Regions from separate parts of the Mus musculus genome. Here region 1 is linked to region 2. The links are chromatin loops, found by intact Hi-C in ENCODE. Cell type or tissue: gastrocnemius. All regions are shown on one strand.

Region 1 (8,000 bases), 94 kb before region 2:
TTTTATATTGAAATTGTTGCATTATTACTATGGATTAAAATGTAAGGTTTATACGTGGTTTGGTTCTTTAACACCATTTCCTGGTACTTATTATAAATTAACTCATTTATCACATATGCACTGGTAGTAGACTTGGTTCCAACATTGCCATAGATTAAAGTACTGTCTATACTATACATATACAGCCAACTATACATATACAGCGATTATAAAATGCCTAAATAAATAAATTGTTGCTACCATGCATGATTTCGTTTTCATTTTATATAGTCCTAAGTCTCAGATTGTTCAATATAACTTATTAAACATTAATTAATTATGAAGGGATACAATAGGCAAACTGTGCCAAGTAAGAATTGATAACAGAACAGAATTATAAATATTTTCTGTTAATTTGCTGTCTGGTAAGTCAAAATATTTTCACAATACTTTGAAATGATTTGACCTTAAATTGAATGTTCGTTGTATAAATTAAAATAGGAGAAAGAATGGCTTGGAGTTAAGCATACCTGTGATCGAACCGTTATTAACTCAGAGCCTGACATTGATTTTATTTTCAATAGTGTACCAAGAAAATTGATGCTTGACTTTGATATTCTATCAATGGGTACATTCGTTCTAAGTCAAGCCCAGTAACATTAGCCTTCCTAAAGATTGTATTTCCCGTCCTTGTAATACGGAGTTGGCACAAATGTTTATTCTCGTTGCTTGTTTTGGTGTTTAAATGAGTTTCACAACACAAAAACAAGCCTCTCTTTGCTATGTGCTTATTTGCCCCTGATAAAAGTGATGGAAACCAGTGTTAGTCAATATTAAAACCATTTTTGTTAAAATAAACTAAGGAAGTCAGTTTTTAGTCTCACTCTCCCTGTTTCCCCAACCAAAAATAACTTGTGCCTGAAAAAAAAAAAAAATTCCTTCGTGTGCGCAAATAATCTTTAGGGCATTGGTTCAGCTAAGAAGCAGCGCAGTTTCCCCCTTGCGGAAAGAAAACACGGAATCCGAGCTTCTGGTCCTCCCTGAAGTAGATAGCAACCTGCCAAAGCAATCCATGCATTTCTGCTCATAAATGCCCAATCTGGGGAAACCCAGTGCGTTCTGATGCCTTCTTAGGAACCTTTTTGGTATCTTAGGATTTCACATACAGTTAGAGATAACCAGTAAACAGAATAACAGCGATGACCGAGTTCTTAGACATAACTAATCATGATGAAGCATCATTAATCGTTCACCCAGGACCTGAAAAATTACAGGTTCAATAGTGAGGCTGGGAAGCAAGGAGTCACCCCACACCGAGGTCAAGAAAAATTTCTATCATCTTTCAACACATTACAAAATACACAGCCCTTACTGCCCTACACTGCAGAACACCTTGCCTAAAATGTTTAAAATGCTATTATTTTTCAATTCTTCAAACTATTGCCTAGAATTATATGTTCTCTCGAGACACTAGCACAGAAAACGTAATATATGTAAACATTTTACTAGTTAAGTGACGTCTTTCTAAATCTGTATCCAGGTTGCCTTGTAACTACATAGAAGATTCAATAAAGAAAAAAAGAAGGAAAGAAAGAAAGGAAAGAAGGAAGGAAGGAAGGAAGGAAGGAGAGAGAGAGAGAGAGAGAGAGAGAGAGAGAGAGAGAGAGAGAGAGAGAGAGAACATTTACAATGAGGAATGTATTTAAGGGCTTTGTTGTGTTTCCTGGAAATTTTTAGTTTCTCTGTGCTGTCAGGATGCACTGGCTATTGGACTTCCAGGCCCCTGAATTCTTCTGGGAGGCTCCCCTTTTGTAGGACTGCTCAAGTTACCCACACCTTCCCTGCATCTTCTTCCAGCACTGTCAGGACTGTTATCTGTCCACTTTCTCCACTGCATCTCAAAGCACTACTCAATTGATGAAGGCTTTTATTTTCCACAGTCGAAGTTCAAACATTTTGTTTTGGTTGGTTGGTTGATTTGGACTTTTTGCTTGTTTCCCGTCCCCGTCCCCCCCCCCCCCCCAAACCAGGTTAGCACCATATGAGTGTAATTACTATAAGAATACTCTTTATTCAAAGTTTTCAGAGGTATTCCTTAAACACTTCTAGATTACTAGATAATTACTTTTTCGCCAAATAAATAGAATGTTTGGGGAGGGGTTGTTTGTTTTTTAAATATCATTTTAAGAAAGGTGCTATTTAAGGAACTCTGAAAGCAAAAATATTAAAAAAAAAGTTTTAGGTTTCTGTTCTTTTTCTTTCTTTAATTTTTCCTTATCTTTTTCTTTCCTTTTCCGTTTTCTTCCTTTTTTCTTTTCCTCCTCTTCTTTTCTTTTCTTTTCTTTTCTTTTCTTTCCTTTTCTTTTTCTCGTATTTGGTCAAATCCAGTTAAAGTTCAAGGCATTGCGCAATAATTTGGAAACCCAGTTAAGGATAGGAAAAGTCGAGTTGTTCAGAGTTGGGAATTGGAAGGGAAAAGTCAAGGAAACCCGCATGCACGCACACACGCACGCAGGCATGCATGCCCAGCGGATGCAGCATCCCAATGGGCACACCCCTCCCAACCCGTGGAGGGACCCGCCACGCTCCCTTAACCGATTTTGCATAGTGTCACTTGCTCTTTCTTCACCACTTCTGGAAAACTGATTTGCGATCTTGGAGGGCTTTGAACGGCTGGATGTAGATATATTAACTTCAGTGAAACACGTGCTCCTGAATTACAGGACGGACGCTCCATGGATGAACTCGCCCACCAGAGCGAGGAAAGGCTAGCAGCTTCACAGTTTGTCTTTCTATGAGAAACATCCCACACCTCCCCGCATCTTCCTAGCCCAGAGCGCACTCTCCCCAGGGTTGCTTTGCCCGCACTCACCTGAGCTGTCGCTTTTCCTTTTGCTGCCACTTCTCTTCTCTACGTCTGCGGGTGACAGCGCTTGACGGCCATAATCCCCTGGTGCGCACGCGGCCCCGGTAGGGGTGCTGGAGCCCAGGCTAGATGAGTTGGAACACAGGACCGGAGGGCTGCTTCCCAGCTCCGGGGGCCCTCCCGAATCAGGCTGCAGGCACAGGCTGTGCCGGGCCGCGCTTGGTGGAGAGGACATCTGCGGGAGGTGCCAGTTGCTTTGCAGAGCCTGGTGCTGCTGCTGCTGGTGGTGGTGATGGTGATGGTGGTGGTGGTGGTGGTGCCCCCTGTGATGCTGGCTGGCAAACATGCCCTCCTCGTTGGGGTATCCCGCGATTATGCAAGACGAGGAAGATGTGGAGAGTTCGGGGTAGGACATGTGGTCAGATCTTCCATGGAGGGCCAGAGAAGACTGGGAGAAGGGGTGCAAGCCTTGCGCTGTGGCGTGGGGGCTGCGCAGGCAGCCAAAGAGGGGGTGTTCCATGGCATGCAAGTTTCGGCTTCCAAGCAGAAGACTTCACGGACGGTCCGAATGTCCACCAAGCGCTGTCACTTTTCACTGGAAATCCTAAGACTTTCCCCCACTCACTCCAAAAGTAAAAGCCGCGCGCGTTTGCATTTGAGCAGAGCCGGCTAATCCCAGTCCTGAGCCTTAGCGGCCAGTCTCCTGCACGTATAAACACTAGGACCTGGAGGAGCTTCCTTCGCAGCTGCTCAGATGTCAAGTGTGGGAGAGGTGGAAGCCAAAAGAAGGTGGTCCCAGAGAACTGCTTTCAGGGGGAAATGGCTCTGAGAGGTTATAAATAGAGTGTAATGTGAGCTGGGGGCTGGCTTAGGAGCCCAGCGCTGACCACATGCAAACTCCCTCCAAAACTCCCGCTCAGTCAGCGCCACCGTGCTCTCTCATTTCCAGTTCCCATTGCTGGCAGGACAGGAGCCGCTGCCCAACGCCCGCCCGTCGGGCCCTGGGAGCTTCCACCACAGCTAGTGGTGCTCCCAGAGCCTCAGTCGCTCCGGGCCACCGCAATCTGTCCCATAGGTTCCCATGGCCAGACGCAGAGGCACTCAGCTTCCCTAAGCCAGCACACAGTGTCTCTGAGTAGCTCACTGCTCTTGGAACCTAGATCTCTCAGCCTTGGTGGGGGTTGGGGTCACCTGCAGGAGCTCCCTGACTACTCCCTGACTTTGCAGACCACAGAGAACTTTCAAGAGAACTTTCAAGAGAAGAAGAGCCTAGTCTGTCGAGCTTTTCAAACTCAGAGGCCACTCACGGTTCCAGCGTAAACACATTAGGTTTATTCTCTTTTAGGTATCTGAGAATAGATTGTTAGAAAACCTAGAGCCAGGGCGGAGGTTGTAGAGCTGTGCACCAAGGCTAGCACAGTGCTACTCTGAGTGCAGAAAGGACAGATATACAATGGGGTGTGCGCGACACAGAGGTGGATGTAGGCTCTGGCGCCTTGGCGACACACAAGTGTTGCTCCAAGTGGTGTCCCCCTTCCTTCTTTTTCTGACCCTCTTCCCACCCCTACTTCTCTTTACCAGTCCAGTTCGCGAAATTTTCTCACCATTTGCTCACCGAGGAAATTGGGAGGGGGGGGGTCAAGAATAACCCGAAAAAATGTCAAATGAGCAAGTCTAACTTGCTCCCAGCTTCACCCTTCCTAGCTAGCTTAACCCTGCAGGAGCCAATTCACAGCCCGCTCCCATCCTTTGAGAAATGAAATCTCTCTTTAGCTCACAGAGCTAATGCTCCTTGCATACATTCCATTCCTCACCACCTTTCTGTTTTAAGCAGATAGCAAACTTAACATTCCCTCAGCGTGGACCCTGCTATCATGGTTCATTTCCCCCAGGTTTACAGCCTGTGCTCCTGGAAATGAACTAACTGCACACCTTGCCACCAGTGAATTTGTGAGAGCAGGGGCTGGGGTTGACACAGCAATTAGCTTGGGCGGCCACAGAATCTACTGGAAGTCCTGTCCTTAACCCACAACAAGCTTGGGAGAGTGGGCTGCAGGAAAGCCTGTTCCTATCTAGGAAGTGTCTGCCAAGGGGATGTCTGCAGTAGCCTAGGGTGTTCAGGACTTGGAGTGTGCCACTATGGTTAACTGCCATATGTTTATTGTCTGGGTGACCAGAAGATGATGGCCAAGTCTTTGAAATTGCTAATGGGATTAATGAGTACAGCAACCTGAACTAGACATCTGGTTTAAATTAGGAAAAGGTATTGATGAATTTTGGAGGAATGTCCCCAAGGCAGAACCCTTCTCTCTGCCGCTCCTTCTGCCATCTTCAGTCTGTTACCCTTTATTTTAAGAGGTTCTCCAGAAAAGGAACTTCCAAACAAACTTTAACATCCGTGTGAAAAGTCGAATTGTTTTGCACAACTTAGAGATGGGGTGGAGTGGGGGTTGATCAGGAATTCCAAGATTTGTAAGCACTGCTTTCTTTAACGGAAATTGAGCCCTATTTTGAGGGAAATTAGTTTTGCAGACTTCGTTAGGGGAAAAAAAAAAAAAAAGAACCTAAAACTTTTGTTCACCAGCCGCTCAACGTTTCAGTCTGAGGCTGAGCTGGAACCTGCAGCAAGGCTTTGACGGTAAGGTTCTTTGCTTGTAATTTGGGAATCTTATCCTGAAAAGGGGCGCTGATCATTCTTGGGGTACGTGACTGCTAGGAGCTTTAGGTACAGGCAGGATGGCTTCCCGGACTTAAAGCTTAAGACTACTTCTTCTGCCACTACCCACAACCTTGGCTTTTTAAGAATTACAAAAGAGAGTGGGAAACATATCCCTCATATAAGATCGGAATATATTTTGATTTTTCTGCTTTTTATGGTTTCAATATGCGCTCTGATATTAAACATAGAAGTATAAAGTGCAATGATAAATTCCCTGCCTGTGCTCCCTTAGCATCTCAATGGACCCTGGGTTCTGAAAGCATTCATATTTTATTCAAACTGAAATTTGATCAATTCCTCTAATAAACATAATAAAATATTTGCATAGTGTAAGATCCCTCGACTGAAAGCATGGTAGGGAGTGTCAGATAGGACTGACAAAAACATACTTCATCTGTAGTGTTTAACAAAATCCACCCAAGTCTTTCCAGTGTGTGTTCTATAAACTACAGCTAAACTATTAGTGAACAAAGAGTTGCATGTAACTAGGATGTTGTAGGTGAGAGTAACTAGCAAGAATAAAGTTTGATCTCCATAGAGGCTGGCGTTTGGTGAGTCTGCCCAGTGGCTGGGCTGGTTTTCCTCCCTCGTTCACTACATCACACAGATGTTAACAGTATGTCCAGAAATTCCTCTACAACCTGCCTCAGTCAGTTTTCCTCTGGAAATATGAGGCCAGTAATCTGGGAAAGAAGAGGAAAAACAAGTTAGAAAAGGACAGAACAGCTTCCAAAGTCATGCAATTGCAGGACACTTTCAGGAAAGGTCTTTTAACTTGAAGGCACAGAACATTAAGTATTCCCAAGGCCAATGAAATTCAGATTTCTAATATAAAGTATAATACAAGCAAAATGTCATGGAAAAGGAAAAGGGTGCTAAAAAGCAAAAGAAGTCAAGACTCGCTGCTTTCAAAATTAAGCATGGCTATCAAAGTTTCATAATGTTTAAATACTATTAACTATTGCACAACTTTCAAAAACTTCATGTTCTTAGAGCATTTGTAATGATAGATAATTTTTAGTTTTACTTAGGATGTTTTGTTTTTCAAGTGTTAGTGTAGCAACAACAGAAAAAAAAATACACAATGCTTTCATCAGTAGCTGATTTAATATTTGCATTTTAATTAATCCAATGATTAATATGACTTTTCAGTAACAAGATGAATTGTAGAAATTCGGACAACCAAAGTATCTATGTCATTTGAGCTATAATGTTTAGTCTTCATAAACATATATTTCAAAATTCTTGAAAAAATGTTATGTCAACATAAAAATCAAATATAAAGTATAAAATCAAGGCATGTATCACAGAGTATAGGAAATGTTTAGCTCTTGTGGAGTTACTTAACCATAACTATTTAAACAATCATTAGAAGCTTCAATGCTAAGTATGTCTATGGCTCCGTTTGACCAAATGGCATAAAAGCCAACCAGAAAGCCATATTTTATTTAAAAAGATAGAATCTTTTAATTAAAACGAGATTGAACTTATTTCATTTTATTTAGATTCATGGTGACTTAAAAGTTGTTTGAGGGATGACGAGAATTAACATTAAATCCCAGATGTTTTTCTTCTTGTTGTGCATGGTACATATACTAGCTGAGGCTTAAATGATTAATTGAACATAAGGATTGCCTCAGACACTTACTTCTCATAGAAAAGCCATGGCTGCTGCATCCCCTCAAAGAGCACAATTATGTCCTCCAGCTTATTTCTTTGAAATTAAGGTTTTAAAAAACATAATATTCTAAGCAGTTAGTGGCAGCTTAAATGATTTATTACATAATCCATTTCAATTAAATGAGGAATTATCTTTCTCTGGTATTAGGAATTACAAAATTTAAGGCACAAATGTACTATATCTGTGCTTTATCTAGACATTTAAAAATTTTAGAGTTTTTCTGTTTTTCTAACTGACGTTTTATAATAATAACAATTATTGTAAATTATTACTAAATTATGATTAAAAAACTATAGCTCTGCCTAAGGCCATGAGACATATATACACATATATGCGTAAAATATATGTATATAATTATGGTGTATTTAAAATATGCATACATATTCGAGGCATATATTTGAAATATATTTCCATATATATATATATATATATATACACACACACAAATATATATATGTATATTTGAAAAAGTAGTATTTTGAAAGAGAGCTTGATTAATAAAGTTAAACGTAAAAGATTTTGTTATAAATTCAAATCACATTTTATTAGTCTCGGCCATGATTCCAATCACTTTCCACCCTTAAATATTTCATGAAATTTACAGGACTTTGTGCCTTAATTTCTGGAGAGCTTTAAACTTGGGAAGATCTCAAAAGCATCTTAGATTTCACAAAGCTTCAAATTGGAATGTCTTTTGTATATATGTTTTAAAACCAGGTTTGCCTAACAGTAAAGTTATAATAAGGAAAATAAAA
Region 2 (8,000 bases):
CACCAGCCTAGTTGATCAAATTCCTTAGTAAGAACAAAAACATTTTTAGAAAGTTCTAGGAATACAATCACATATGTGAATAAAAGTGCACCACTAAGAGAACTTTTTCTTTTGAAATTCATAAAAGTGAGGCTGTGAAAACACTCAACCACCTTAAGTTGAAAGAGGAAATCCCAACATGAAATACTTTGAGATGAATTAAAATAGAATTACAGGTGCTGTTGTAAAGGTTATGAAAAGGAGCAATTACTGGTAAATTAATACCTGTAAAATCCTACATTAGAAAAGAAACTAATCTAAAAATAATCCCTAGTATATTCCTAGTAATGAGAATTTTTAAAAAATCAAATTCACTCTATGTCCATAAGTAAGAAAGTAAAACTACTAGCGTGTAAATAAACGCTGTCCGAGATGGAAATCAGTAGAGAAATCAGCAAATCTCGAAATTAATTTTAAAATAATAAACCATATTAATAACTGCTTAACTAAATCAGTGAGAGCACTGAATACTAAAATTATCAATTAGGGATACATTCAAAAATGTCAAAGATATAAGAATGCCTAAAGCTACCACCCTTCAAAAGCAGGGGTAACAGAATCCCTGATAACATAATGGGTTCCTAGTGCTCAGGAGGCTGAAGAGGGAAGACGGATGAAAGTTTGAGGCTCCCAAGGTCCACACAAGTTCTAGACCAGACATAGCCACACGGTGAGGCTTTCTCACAAGAGCAAAGCAGAACAAACAAATAAAGGCATCCCAAAGCAGTAAAACCAACAGAATTCCGAACAGTAAAAGCAGTTATGCAGCTTAACCAGTGGCATTTATCCTGGGTGACAGGATCAGTTTTCATGAAAACCACCCACTTGTGTACCATATTGTGTACCCACATATTGTGTACCCACTTGTGTACCATATTGAAAGGTTAAAACATAAAAACTGCATGAGCGTTGTGATAGTTACTGGAAAGCATTTAGTAAACTGAACAACTTTTATGTGAACACAAAAAAATAGTAACAAACAGAACTTTTGATGATATGATAAAATTAATCTACAAACTGAACCATCTAAATATAACAAACTTAAACAAGGAACAAGAAATGTGTCCCTCCTTAAAGGAGAGCACTTGGTGATGCCTGCATGGATCCCAGGCATCCAGGATGAAGTAGAGCATCTCAAGACATGGTTGATATCAATTGAAAAAGAAAAATATAAAATGTTTACATTCGACCTTCAGATGTTATGACCATGCAGATTTCATTTTTTTAAAGAAAAAAATCACATATTGTCTCAAACACCTTTGAAATTAATAGAGAGCTTTAAAAAGATTTTCATACATAGTAACACTTGTCACATGTCCATTATGAATAGAATCCCAAAAATTAAATTTAAAATAATTATACTTACATACATACATATAAACACTACTGAAAATAATTAGCAGAAGTCTGGGTGTTGTGAACTAAATCTTCAGTGTTCCTGCAAGAATTTCCAAGTAACTTAAAATAAATGTGTATGGATATGATATAGCTACTCTGCCACACTCCCTACATTAATCTACCAAGTCTACTGAACCAAGTAACCTTACAACTGATTGCTAAAGGCCACATCCTGATAGTATAGGAACATTTTTGTCTCTCTGTCTGTCACTCATTCTCATCAAACAATATCACTGCTGTGCTACAGAACAAAGAACACAACGAACCTGTCAGGAATTCTTAAATATTTTTTTTTATTTACCTTTTTCCAGAGCACACAGTGAGCCTACTAGGGATTCTTAATTTTTTTTTTTTAATTTACCTTTTTCCAAAGTGATTTGTTTTTTAAGAACCATCAAAGTAAGTTCATTGTTTCTGTGAAATCTCTGACTGTGGTAAATTTTAGACAAGTACTTTTCTAGATAATTATTCTTCTAGATAATTCCTGGTGCTGGCTGTCCCAGAGTAGGCTATCTCATCTTGGAGTATTTAAGGTAATTAAAATAAACCCAATATAATTAATCAGCATAATAACAAGAATTACATGAATACTCAGGAACTATTGATGGTTGGGTAGTGAATTAACATATTATTAAAACAAATCTACACACTTCGAATGACTTCATTGCAAGAATCAATGTGGGATATGTCTCCATCTCAAGAGAAAAATAAAATGAGGTGGAATAAATATTTTTCATTCAGTTAACTGAATTTACTTAGTAGTTCAAGCAAACCTAGTGCTTCTGGCTCCCAGCTGCGTAGTTCCTGCCTGTAATTAAAGACATAAAATAAAAATAAAATGAATTTTTTGGTTCACAGTGGCCGTGTAAACCTGGAATAGTCTCTGTAAGTCAGAGATTATCAGCATCACACTGGAATTATGTCATGAAGGATTAGTGACTGATTCCCTACTGCTAATGGTGTCATGTTTCTTGAACTCATAAAAGGCATTTACTGTGAAGCCAGATCTTCAGAGACTTTCTGATCCACAGAGTTTTCCATGGTAACAGAGATGATCTTATAATTCACTAGACTGAAGTCAGACCCTGGCCAAGCACGTGCTTGAGAAAGAGAGCAGATGCTCACAGCATGCAGAAAGAACAAATTCCAGTCCAAAGCAAAGGCATTACAAGTGCCTAAAATTACAGTCTTTATCTCTAAGGCAGGTGTTTCAAAACTGGAGTGGTCCCAATTTTTTTTTCCTTCTTGGCTATTGTTTTCCTTCTACAAGAAGTTGAAAAGGATGTTAAAGATAAAACAGGTGCTAAGATAAGATTCCTCACTAAGAATGACTCATAACAGCCAATCGGACATTTTATATCTGTAAACATCATCAGGCATCAGGGTGGTGGCCAGAGTTGGCTATGTAAACTCCCTCCAATTCAAGTGAAACACATACTTAAAAAAAAAAAGGTTGAAGTGGGGGAGAAACTAGCCATAACCACTTGCACTTCATGCATCTCTAACAAGATCGCAAGAAAGTCAGCTGCTGAATTTCCTATTGTAGTAAAGCTTATATATCTTGAATATGTAAAATGTTATTGAATAATAATCTATTTTTTTTCATTTTAAATTATATGTGTCAGATACTAGCATCCAACCAATGGACAGAAACTGGGGACCTCTGTGTTTGAATTGGGGAAATGGTTAAAGAAGCTAAGGAGGAGAGTGGCCTCATGGGAAGACCTGCAATCTCAATTAACCTGGACCCCCGAGAGATCTCACAGACACTGAACCACCAACCAGGCAGCATACACCAGCTGATATGAGGTCCCCGACACATATACAGCAAAAGACTGCGTAGTCTAACCTCTGTGAGAGAAGATGCACCGAACCCTCAAGAGACTTGAGACCCCAAGGAGTAGGGAGGTGTGGTGGGTGGGATTGGGTTGGTGCCAATCTCTTGGAGACAGGGGAGGAGGTATGGGATGGGGAGCAGTCGCAGGGGGCGCGCAGACTGGGAGAGGGATGATGTCTGGACTGTAAAAAAGGATTAAAGAATAAAAGAAAACTAAAAAGTAAAAAAAAAAAAAATCAGATTGGACTATTAAAGCAGAGTATACATTTAAATCAATGAATCAGTAGCACAAGGGAGCAGCCATGGAGTTTAAGACCATCAGTACCAGGGGCTTCCAGTACTCCACTAAGGCATTGTCTTTAGGCAGAAAATGGGTTTTTGGATATAGTGGCAGAATATGATTGGCCCCTTTGCCATCCTCCTCTGCTGAGAATCACGGCAAGGAACCACAGCCCTTGTTAACCTGTGAACATTTTCACTCTCTTAGGTCATTGACTCTGGCTCAGGGGTCCAATTTTCCTTTCATTCATTAAGCACTTTGGGAAGTGGAGTTCCTAACCCTTTCCAGTCTAAATGTGGAACAATCACATCCCCTTACAATCAGCTGCCAGTGTGCTGGGACCTTCACGCCTCACTGTGCTCTCGCAGTGACGCAAGTTTTTAACAATTGAAGGATATTAACTCAAAAACTTGTTTTCTCATTGGAGGAGCTCAAGGGATTTCACTAAATGAACTTGTATAAACTGGAAGCTAGTACATGTGCCTTTCTAATTATTATGTTCAAATTGGGGGAGAAGGCAGAGCTAATCTCAGTTTGCACATGTCAGAAATTATTTCAGCTATGAAGCTAACTTGAGAGTAACACTCCGTCGATGCGCATTCACTGAAAGACCTGAAGAGGTACAATCTTGTCATTTTATCACAAGATTCCAGATATCAAAAAAAATATTACTTAGTTATTTAAATATGTGTGTTTTGCTAACCCATGGTACTGTTCCCTTCATTAGAGCAACTGGGAACAAGTAATAGATCTGCCCAATTGAATGTTAAATGTTAGAAGTTTGCTAGACCTTTCTCATTCTCCTCTTTTTTATAACACTTAACTGTTAGGTTTCAAAATCCTATCAATATATAGATCTCTAACAAGATCACAAGAAAGTCAACAGCTGAATTTCCTATTATAGTAAAGCTTATATATCTTGAATATATAAAATGTTGTTGGATCAAATCTAGGTCTTTTTCACTTTAAATTAGATGTGTCAGATACTAGCATGCAACCAATGGACAGAAACTGGGGACCTCTGTGTTTGAATTGGGGAAATGGTTAAAGAAACTGAGGAGGAGAGCGGCCCCATGGGAAGACCTGCAATCTCAATTAACCTGGACCCCCGAGAGATCTCTCAGACACTGAACCACCAACCAGGCAGCATACACCAGCTGATATGAGGTCCCCGACACATATACAGCAAAAGACTGCGTAGTCTAACCTCTGTGAGAGAAGATGCACCGAATAGCATCAGAATAGCCATCTAAGGATCCGGATTAGCCTTCAGGCTCCAGCACCAAGATCACCCAGTGAAGATTTAAGCTCATCCGTGTGGACCCAGATCTGGTCTTCCATGCAGAGTCAGCGTGTTCTCCTCTGTGACATCAAGTTCTATCCCACACATTCTCTGACATGGCATCAGAATAGCCATCTAAGGAATCCAGCAGCAACTTCTGGGTAGGCTTAGGTGTGCTGAGCTTTCCCTGCCAAAAATATACAAAGGGAGATGTGTGTACTGGAAGTTCAGGAGCACCACTGCAAGGTCACAGGGATCTTAAATCAGGCAAAGACAACACCACAAATAGAACAAATGAATTTCAAAAAGTTTAACCTAAATAAATGGGGACATACAAACTTCCTGAAGAAGAATTCAAAGTAATCTAAAAAAAAAAAAAAAAAGAACCTTCAATGAGAAATAAAACGTGACATACAGATAGGCAAATAAAGTCAGGAAATGAAATCTGTATACAATTGAAAGTTAAACAAAGAGCTAGAAGCAGTTAAAAGGGCATCAAAAATTCTGGAACCTAAGAGCACAAACATCGAGAGACTTGAAATGTCAATAAGAAATTTCTGATAGATTCTAATTTACATAGTTTAATTTTGAGTAAAAATATGTATGGGATTCTTCCTGTAATCATGTTTAATACATTCTGTTTATTGTGTTCCTAATAATTTCCCCCGAATTTTCCTAAAGTTATTCTGAGGATAGCCTTCTATTTCACATGTGATAATAAAATTTTATGTTTCTTACATTGATCTTTACTTAAATTATTATATAAAGTCTAGCAATAACAGAGGCAGGTTTTGATAGAAGGTGCTTTTCTACTAAATGCTCATGTATTGAAGGTCCCCACTGCAAACAGTGCTCAGAAATGGGGAAATGGACTGAATCATAGAAGGTTTGCCTTCATCAATGGAGCAATTCATTGATCAACTTGGAATCTGAGCCGACTGTTAGAAGGTAAGGAAATGTGACAGATAAGAGTTTGTTGGAGGCAGCAGATCTCAGACATCTTTGAATGATGTTTTGACCTGGCCCCTCCCTCTCACTGGCTCTGTGTTTTCCACCACAATGAAAAGAAACTTTTGTTTCTCACTCCCTTTCTGCCAAAATGCTGTGCCTCACCACCACCAAAGAAACAATGGGGCCACGTGCTGTGAATCTAAAGTTTTGCTCCTGTAGCCCTTGCTTTTTTATGTGTGCCTCAGTATTGAGAAGTGGAACACACAAAGCAACTTCATCTCCCTCAAACTGTAGCTGGGCATAGTCGCGCATGCTGATTAATCTCCTGCTGCAGCAAGAACGTGGTCATGAGTTCAAAGCCAGTCTGGGCTAAGCCTTGAGTACAATGCTATCTCTAAGACTGTCTCCAAAAATATAAAAAATAAACAAATGAAGTAAAACATGCAATTCTACTTCCTTGGTACATATTGGTTCTTTTATTCGAGTCTACTATGAATAAGATGCCTGAAAAATCTGTGTTATTTCATACAGCGCTCTTGTCTCTCCAGAGGCATGTGTCTGTCATTCTCACAAGAGTTCTGCATTTTACCATATTTCATTTCATACTTACTGCTTCACTCATCTCATTATTTGTGTAGGAATTCATACTCAAGATAACAGTTGTCATTGAGGGCAACTTCTGACATAACTTATGATTTGAATTTCTTCTATATTTAATGATCCATTGTCCTCCATTCATAGCATCCGAAGACACCTGTTCATGTTTTATCAGGACTGCTCTTAACTGCAGGAGTATGAGGTTGTTGAGGAACAAGCATGACTCGATAACATATAATTATAATGTGTTTTTAGATGCTGTGACATCATCTCTTTTTGAGGGTTGACTGTCAACTCAGGATATTATCCAAATACCTTTGCTTCCTCTTACCCAGCTAAAGCAAGAAAATAAGGTAGAGTGCAGCTGGCAGCTCTTCCATTGGTGTTTATGATTAAATATCTCAACAGATTGCTGTGTTAACAATCATGTGCCTTGCTCCATCATACACAGTAAGTCTTCTTTAAGTCCTGTGGTATCTCAATGCTGCAATCAGTCTTATTGTATCTGTTTTATGCTTTTACAAAAAAAAAAAGTCTTTTAATTTGTAGTTCACTAGAATAGATACTAGGTTATAAATGATCCCTTGCCAATCATGACCTTTGTAGACCTCTTGTTTTGTCAGTCCTGACAGGAAATTGAAGACACTTGCTTACATTTACAAATGTATTGCAATTAAATATTTGTTCAAAATTGTTTCTTTTCTTTCATGGAATGTAAAAAATAATTCAAATATGTATTATGATCCTGGCATGTTATATTTACTCTCTTTTTATATCTTGTCATGTGTATATACCATAACTTGTCATTAGAGTTTTAATTTTTAGAAAGGATATATAAGACCTCCTCTATCAGGAAAATAAAACTACTCCTAAGCCTCTTATGTTGATTCAGGACTGTGATCTCAGTGAGATGAGATTGGGGCAGGAATATCAAACTAGGGAAACCTGGGCTACAGAGTAAAACGCTATCTCAAGAAAACAACAGCAAGAGACATGAATGCAAGAAATCATTCTGACATACCTCCCTTTCCTCCTCTTTCTCCTCTTCCTCCTCCCCCTGTTCTCTTTGTCCTCTTCTCTTAAAACATCCCGTCAACTCACTGTCCCTAAGGGAACTTGGAATGTATCAAATGACTGTGTTCCTTTGGATTTCTCTAAAAAGCGGAAACTAGAAGGAAGTCAATAATGTGAAAGTAAGAAAAAAGGAAAATGCTTTACCATTCCTCTGAATTTCATTTCTTGCTCTTCAATGGTATATGCCAAACTGATATTTGAAGAGACGGGCTTGATAGCTGACCTTTAAATTATAGACAGTTTGATGGTAACCATAGCATTTAGGGAACTTCAGCAAGGCCCTATGGGTACTTAGAGGACTACTGCAGGAATTGAGACACGTTTCTTTCAGCTCCTGCATCTCTCACTATAGATATAAAGCCTTTAGCACATCTTCATTTTACCTAGTCTGACATTATACAGTTAATTGCTGAACTGAATTTCCATTTTTCACAATCTGTTATTCTACTGTTCTTCACCCACTAACTACTCCATCTGGAACCGTATCTAGTCATTTGCCAAAATTCTCCTTCTTAAAGATGTTCTGACCTACCTCTGAGTTT

The links. Peaks named below come from ENCODE experiments on the same cell type or tissue, not always from the same donor. Only the 100,000 strongest peaks of a DNase experiment are listed, where the experiment ranks them.
Region 1: a loop joins it to region 2, with 4 times the contacts of the local background. A loop is called at or near these places in 6 of 42 quality-filtered maps.

Annotation. Positions count from the first base shown.
Region 1 is chr12:37,104,196-37,112,195 of GRCm38, reverse strand. It overlaps Meox2 (mesenchyme homeobox 2), which reads right to left and starts at 3,656. Exons shown (of 3, transcript NM_008584.4): 1 at 2,852-3,656. The coding sequence starts at 3,365. Gm29007 (predicted gene 29007) reads left to right here and starts at 5,444. Exons shown (of 2, transcript NR_166884.1): 1 at 5,444-5,483. In gastrocnemius, a CTCF peak has its summit at 989; DNase peaks (open chromatin) are centred at 2,598, 3,108, 3,488 and 3,796; H3K4me3 peaks cover 8,000 bases; H3K27ac peaks cover 7,758 bases.
Region 2 is chr12:37,010,485-37,018,484 of GRCm38, reverse strand. No RefSeq gene overlaps it. Among named protein-coding and RNA genes, the nearest start is that of Gm29007, 92 kb to the left of the region's middle. In gastrocnemius, no CTCF peak of the experiment used is centred here; DNase peaks (open chromatin) are centred at 2,536 and 3,355; H3K4me3 peaks cover 701 bases; H3K27ac peaks cover 5,137 bases.